3 separate regions of the Homo sapiens genome follow, and regions 1 and 2 are each linked to region 3. Evidence: chromatin loops called from intact Hi-C (ENCODE). Cell type or tissue: MCF 10A. All regions are shown on one strand.

Region 1 (2,500 bases), 51 kb before region 3:
ACCGAGAGTGATTTAAGAGTACATCTCTCCATCTACATCTGTATATAACAGACCTGAGATACAGGCTTGGGCAAAGGTCTGTTTGCAGATTGCCAAATTCAAGAGAGGAAACTTGTTCCGGGGCTGAAGGGTGTTCAGGGGCAGTGTGGGCAGGTCAAGTGTGGACGCACACAGTCCTGGCCTTTGACCGTTCTGACTTACCAAGCTGTATTCACTCAGGTAAGTCACACAGCCACTCTGAACCTCAGTCCCTTCCTTGTCTCCAGGCAAAATGACCCAAGGACCTTTCTTTGGGTGGGCTTTTTATCCCGTCCGTGTGTAAAAGCCCACTCCAAATGAACCAAATCTCCCACAGGCTTTGCAAGGTGTGACTCAAGAGTCAAGGCAGCGCGGGGACCTGCCCGTGGACCCTGGATCTTAAATGAGCCCCTGGAGCTCAGCAGCAGGTTCCTGGGAGTCTGGCTGGCTGAGTGCTTGGCTGGGATGAGTGGGAGCAGCTGCAGGAAAAGGGAGAACTAGTTTCTCCGGAGTGTGTTTATCCTGCTTATCTGACCTCAGAACTCAACCATCCTAATGATTTTTAATGACTCTAATGTGCCTCACGTCTTGACTGGACCCACTGGCCATGTCGCGCTATCGAATGGCCTCTTTCCCATGCGTACTGCCCGGTGGAAGTGGGTCCAGGTGCCAGGTGGGATTACTTGGGTCACACACATGGTGGGACTTAGTTCAAAAGGATTTGACACCAGGCTCTGCCAGAGCTCAGAGCTTGGGGAGATGGCTCCAACCAAGCCCCTTGGTCAAGCCAGGTGGAAACATGCTCAGGGAAATGGGATCAGCTTCAAAGTCAAATCTCAGCTGTGCTGCTGACTAGCTGAGCTCTCAGGATACGAACTTGGCTTCTCTGGTCTCTATTTCCTCATCTGAGAAACGGGTGCCGTAATGAGATCTTCCTCGCCTCGCCAGGATCCCTGGTCCTCCGCCCTCTGTGGGCCTAAGCTTCGCCTGTAGCAAATGTAGGATTTCTCAGGCGCCTCCCAATTTTGTAACCCTATGACTCTCTCGCCGGCCAGCTTCTTCCTGTCCACGCCCATTCCCACCCACCTGAAAAATACCTGCCCTTGGACGATATAGCCTTGACCAAGCCATTTCCCAAGAAGGGCTGCCATGGCCTGGGGTTGCCACCCACCTGAGACCTCGTGGGGCCAGGGCTGAGCTCTCAGGGTGAGCCTTGTGAATAGCATAAACACTCACTAGTTCCCGTCCCGTCCCTGCTGGCTGTCTTTAGGCAAACTGGACAGGGAAGCACCAAAGCCCTTGCCTCCCCTTCACATGCATGACGTAACTGTCACTGGTGAATGTGGAGATTTCTAGAAAGTCAGGGCTTCTCCATTAGTGAGTCAAAAGGCTCAGATCAGCTCTCTGCCTTTTATGCAGGCTCCAACTGTTGCTTCACCCGAACCCACCCTCTTTCGTAAGCAAGAGTATCCTTGCCAGCTGAGTCACTGAGTCCGGGGACTCCAGCCAGAACATGGTAGCGGCTTCATGGCCCAGACCCTGGCCTGAGGAGGGGCCTTGTCTCTTCTTGGCCAGCTGTGTGGGTGGGATCCCCCTCATTCCAAGGGATCATTTGCTCTCTCTCCCCCCACAATCTGCAGATGAACACCCTTGGGGTGGAGGAGAATTTCAGCTACTTGCCTGATGCTTTATGGACCTGGGCAATAGAGCAGCTTTGTCTTGGGGTCTGACCACAAAGCCCTAGCCATTATTATTATTAATATTTCTTAGAAATATTTATTTCTTATTTAATAAGATGTCTTAGAAATCTCATGAGTGTGTCAGATGAGAAAGTTGGGAAAGATGTGAAAGTGTCCTTAATGACAGCACAGTGCTTCTCAGCTGGGGAAGTGTTGCCTCCAGGAGATGTTTGGTAATGTCTGGAGACGTTTCTGGTTGTCATAATTGAGGGGCAGGAGGTGTCACTGGCATCAGGTGAAGAGAGGCAGGGGATGCTGCTATATACATGCCACAAAGCACAGGGCAGCCCTCCACAAAGAGTGACCCAGTTCAAATCATCAATATCGCCCAGGCTGAGAATTCATGATACAGGGAAGCTGTATCATGAAGGCCTTGGAACTAGACCACAAGGCCTCCAGAGGGTCTCAAAAATAGTGTTTATATACATAAAAACAAAAACCCCATTTTAATTGTAAGATAGATTTGAATTTTGAGGTTGAAGGGCTGGTGAGTGCCCAAGTCAGAGTGCAGCCTGGTGGCATCTCCGGGAGGCCCCATCGCTGCCAGCCCCGGGCTGTCCCGACTCCTGCCCCAGGGGCAGTGATGACACCTACTCCCTGCTCCGGGTGCATGTGGCACCCCACTCTGCTTCTGCAGCCCTGATCTCTACCTGGGGCGATTCTCCCACATTTCACTGCTGGTGGGAAGTGACACCTGGGTTTCCCACCATAGCTCAAAATGCAATGTGTCCCGACCTCAGGCC
Region 2 (2,500 bases), 130 kb before region 3:
TCTGTTGGAGATGCTGCCTCTCATTTTCTGGGTGTATACCCAGAAGCGGAAGTGCTGGGACCAATGATCATGCTATTTTTAGTTTTTTGAGGAACTGCCATTCTGTGGGAACAGTTTTTAAAAGCCCTTGGTTCCATCAGCAAGGGTTGATAAATCAGGGCAAAAAAAAAAGATGAAGGAAAAAAGAAGAGGCCCTACTTTTGGGGGCTGAGATGGCAGCGGTGACAGGGAAAAGGATGTATTTTGACTAGCAAGCCAAGCAAGCGTCATCCAGGTGCTGGGCAGGGTGGCGGAGGGAGGGGCCGGGAGGAGCGCAGAGCCTCGCGCCCGGATGCCCGGCCAGCTAGCAGCGCGGGCAGCGGCTTTATGTTGATGGCAAATTGTCACTTTGGCGGAATTCAGGAACGCTACTTATGTCATTAGGCGGCAATCTATAATTAACGCACTCAAGGCTGTGTGAAGGGTAGGATTCTTCCAGGGACAGCTAGAGCGATTCCACCTGCATCTTCTGGGAGCGGGGGTAAGTGGGGGTGTTCACTTCAGCCAGCAGCTGACACCTAATTAGTGGCAATTGTATTGTTCTGATGCCTCCTCCACCAGGAAGCCTCAGGACTCCCAGCTGGAAGGGAGGCTGTCTCAGAGGTGGAGACCAGCCAGAACAAAGAGCTGGAGAAGGAGGTCTGAGCCAGGAGAGCCTGGGAACCATGGGGAGTCCAGCTCATCTACAGAGTCATTTTTATTCCTGGCCATGGAGCCCTTGAATGCCAGGGTCAGGGATGGCTCAGTTCAGCCGGGCCCCAAAAGAGTGGACCAGACTTCTCCAGGGGTTAAGCAACTTTTAAAATGTCGACAGGGAGGGGAAAACATTGTGGAGCTTCCTGACCACGGGGCTGCCTGCAGCCCGGTTTCCCAAGCCATGGGCGGGCTTGGCGTCTGACTGTCCCCTCTGGAATGTCTGGGCTGCAGCCGGGGCTTGCTCTAAATGAGAAACAGGCGGGAGGGGCTTAGCGGGCCTGGCAGGTCGTGGCCAGCTCCTCGTGCGGTCTGGGCAGGGCTGCTTGGCACGGGCCGCCGAGGAGGACGCACTGGCTGTGCAGGCGGCCCTCCCACCAGCATGGAAGGCTTGGGGGGCCCTGGGCCAGCCTGTTCAGGCCAGCGCCTGCACGGAGGGAGGGCAGCCATCTCAGGGACTGCGGCAGAGCACCGCCCTGGAGGGCAGATGGAGCTGGTTCTGCTTCTGGCCCGGCCCCTTCTCCTTCTGCAACCTTGGGAACACGGTTCACAGAGCCTCCGTTTGCTCACATTGGAAATGGAAGCAACAACGCCTCCCAAGGTGGTGAGGTGACCGTGTCTCACGGAACAGAGGTGGTACGAGTGGGTGACACTTCATAGACAGCTGATACCTGCAAAGATCTAGGAGGCTGGCCCAATATCCTGGTTTTATAGCTGTGGGAACTGAGGTTCAGAGAAGTTTGGGACTTTACCCATGGTCACACAGCAAGATATAGGCAAAGAGATTCTTCTCTAATCCACGGATTCCCCAAATCAGCACTTTTTGCTAGAGCCCAGCCCACAAGAGTGTTTTCTGGCTCCCTCCCAGCCTGGCTCTGTCCTCTCTTCCTCTTCCCAGCCCAGGCTTGGTCATGGTAATCTACACTTGCCTAGAGCTTCCTGGTTTCCAGCGTGCTTCCCTGTACATTTTCTAATGCCAGGGGATGGAGAGTCTCAGAAGTCCCCAGGAGCTTCCAGATCAGCGTTGGCCCTGAAATCTGGGGTGGCTCAGATCAAACCCCCCTACCCACCGCTCTCCCACCTCCCAAGTGGTGAAATCTAGTTTCAGACTTTCTGCTAGCGGATGTCCGTTACACATTTTGCAAAAGGCCCAGGAAATGGCATTTCTCCTTCTCAGTAATCCTCCCCGTCAGCCCAGGCTGTGTTCTTAGTTCGCTTTACAGATGAAGAGCCCAAAGGGTTCAGTGACCCACCAAAGGTCCCCCAGGTGAAGTGGGGAAGCTGGGATTCAAGCCAGAGCTGCCTGTGGGTGGCGCTGCTGCCTCCGCACAATCAAGGCTGTGGAAGGTGGAGAAAACGCCTGCGGGCCTCCATGTCCGACCCCTCCCAGGGGAAGAGAGCATGAGGACTTGGGTTTAGGTTGCTTATCCGTGTGCGACCTTGGGGATGCGACTCAATCACTTTGAACCTGTTTCTCCATCAGAGGTTGGGGTAATGATACACAGAATACATAGATGTGAAGACAGGAAGGGGGCCGCGGAGGGCACCCCGTGTAAACCCTGAGACGTCTGGTGTCTGGGGAGGTGTGCATGGCCCTGGGCGGGCGGGGCTTCAGGAGGGGTCTCCCAGGCCAGATTCTAGGGGAGCTCGGAAGCTTAGGACAGAAGAGGATTTTATCCTCTTGGTGGCACGAGACTGAGGGTTTTAAGTGGGAGGTGACGTGATCTCTTGGTGCTTTGGAAAGATCAGCCTGTTAGCCAAGTTGGAG
Region 3 (2,500 bases):
GGAAGAACAAAGAAAGCACAGGAACAAAAAAACACCAACGCAAAATGGAGAAACTCCCAGAATACGTTTTTTAGGGTGGTTTTGGAGCTTTGTTTTAGCTGGGTCAGGTTAGGTCTGTTGCAGCCGCTAGGCCCCTGTTGGTCACCAGTAGCCCAGGGATGACAATAGCTGCCTAACAGCTGGGTTGGGACAATCACAGAGGATAAAGCCATCACAAAATCTGGACAACGGCACGTGGCTCACAACTAGGGCCCTACCTTACTGCTCTCACTTTCGCTGAGCTCAGAACTGGGGGTCAAATGACTACCCCCTGGTTCTCAGGCAGGAAAGGGAGCAAACTTCTCCCTTGCCTCCCTGGCCTAGCCCTTGCTGTGCTGGTGGTGTGGGCTGGGAAGTACCCCTGGATCTTGTAATATGCCCCCTCCCCCATGCTGCCGGCAGGGCTGGGTAGGGAGGACAGACAGACAACACAAATGAAAAGGAACCCCCAACTCCTGGGGCATGCTTTCCTGCCCTTCCCTCCCGCAGGCTGATTCCGTTTTTTGAATAATGAAGATGCGCGCTTTGAGCCAGCCTTTGAGACAGAACACAGCAGTGGAAAAACATTGGCTTCCGAGTTTGGCAGAGCTGGGGTTAAGACTATGCCATATTTCCTTGCCGCGAGACCTTAAACCACTCATTTTATCTATGATTTAGTTTCCTCATCTGTAAAGTGGGTAGTAAATACTAGAAACAAAGCATACAAAGCACTGAGCACCTGGTAGACTGTCAGTAAACTGCAACTCCTGTCGGAGGCACGGGTAGAGAAACATCCATCTCATCCTTTGGAAGACGTGAGGATGCAGCTCCCTGACGCTGTCGAGGCCTGTTTCGCCGTGGTCATTTGGAGTTTGGAGGAGGGTGTGGGTTGTGAGTGGGGAGGGATCACTGTTCTCTCCTTGTGCTTTTGAATAAACAGTTCCCTCTGATCTTAGCTGCCCTTGCTCCCCGGGAGCACAATTTCAAAGGATTTCTCCATCGAGCAAAAGCAAACCTCAATCATCTTTGTGCACAAAACACCCACCCAGGCTATTTGTCTCCGTCCTGAGCGCTTGGCATGGGGCCCAAGAGGAGCCTTCAGAAGGGAGTGCTTAGCAAAGAATGCTGGCATTCAGATGCAGTTGACTGTCCGCTGTCGGACAGCCCCACCCTCTGTACTGTGCCTGGGGATCTTGGCAGCCCAAGTTAACCACAAGACAAGTTTTATCATCTGTTAAACCTGTCGTTCGGAAAAAAAAAATGACTTCAATAAAATATTTCAACAATTATAGTCCATTTTAATTAGGTGTGTACCACATAATTATAGATTTAAAAAACGTATAGGGTTTCAAAACCCAACACCATGGTCATATGGAGTTAGCTTTTGTCCCCTTCGGAATTTCTAGCCAGATTCTCCACCTGAGGAGACGCTGCATACCTGGCTGAGACAGCTCCCCCCTCCACAACTTGGCCCAATTACCTCCTTTTTACCATTCTTTCCGTTTCCATCTGGAATCTCAGAGTCCTGTAGGCAGCCACTGATAAGCCCACAGGAGGGGGACTGGATGGCAGGTGGCCCCTGAAAGCCTGCAGAGTCAACATTAGGATAGAGGGAGGCCAGGTGATGGGGGCAGTGTGAGAAGGGCCCTGGATGTGGAGTCTGGAGGTCTGGATCCTCTTTCTGGCCCCATCAGCAGCTTGCTAGGCGATCTTGGGCACGTTGTATTCTCTCTCTGGGCGTTAGTGTCTTATCTTTAAAAGGGAAGAATTAGACCATAATTTTTCAAAATTTTGATTTTTGTAACTTTTTGTGTGCAGAATTTCAGTTTGCAAATGAAATTTGGAAAGCCCAATATGTAAACAGTTAAAAATGGAGGTACTTAGGTCAAGTAGGATACAGCCCCAAACTTTCTCTAGTGATCCCTGCAGCCCCTTAAAAGTTTGAAAATGGCCGGGCGCAGTGGCTCACCCCTCTAATCCCAGCACTTTGGGAGGCCGAGGTGGGCGGATCATGAGGTCAGGAGTTCGAGACCAGCCTGGCCAAGGGGCATGGTGAAACCCCGTCTTTACTAAAAACACAAAAATTAGCCAGGCGTGGTGACGGGTGCCTCTAATCCCAGCTACTCGGGAGGCTGAGGCAGGAGAATTGCTTGAACCCAGGAGGCGGAGGTTGCAGTGAGCCTAGATCACGCCAGGGCACTCCAGCCTGGGTGACAGACCGAGACTCTGACTCAAAAAAAAAAAAAAAAAAAAAGAGAGTTTGAAAATGACTGGACGAGATAATTTCAAAAATCCCTTTCCAGTTCAATCATTCATTTATTCAACAAATATTTACCAGGCATCCACTGTGTGCCAGCCCTGTTCTAGGCTCTGGATAGACAGCAGGGAATAAGCCTGGCCCAGTCCCGGGTCTGGGCCCTCAGGGAGCCTCACGGCTGGGACACGGACAATGGTTTCATCCATCGGTGTCCTCAAAACAGCT

Evidence for each region. Hi-C counts contacts between places; a loop is a spot of excess contacts. Peaks named below come from ENCODE experiments on the same cell type or tissue, not always from the same donor. Only the 100,000 strongest peaks of a DNase experiment are listed, where the experiment ranks them.
Region 1: it touches region 3 in a loop (5-fold over the local background); 4 of 110 quality-filtered maps call a loop at or near these places.
Region 2: a loop joins it to region 3, with 9 times the contacts of the local background. A loop is called at or near these places in 5 of 110 quality-filtered maps.

The regions. Positions count from the first base shown.
Region 1 is chr14:98,956,304-98,958,803 of GRCh38, reverse strand. No RefSeq gene overlaps it. Among named protein-coding and RNA genes, the nearest start is that of LINC02914, 250 kb to the right of the region's middle. In MCF 10A, no CTCF peak of the experiment used is centred here; a DNase peak (open chromatin) is centred at 1,403.
Region 2 is chr14:99,034,598-99,037,097 of GRCh38, reverse strand. The region is part of intron 1 of LOC107984696 (a long non-coding RNA gene); the gene reads left to right. Among named protein-coding and RNA genes, the nearest start is that of BCL11B, 240 kb to the left of the region's middle. In MCF 10A, no CTCF peak of the experiment used is centred here; DNase peaks (open chromatin) are centred at 947 and 1,597.
Region 3 is chr14:98,905,302-98,907,801 of GRCh38, reverse strand. No RefSeq gene overlaps it. Among named protein-coding and RNA genes, the nearest start is that of LINC02914, 190 kb to the right of the region's middle. In MCF 10A, no CTCF peak of the experiment used is centred here; a DNase peak (open chromatin) is centred at 1,111.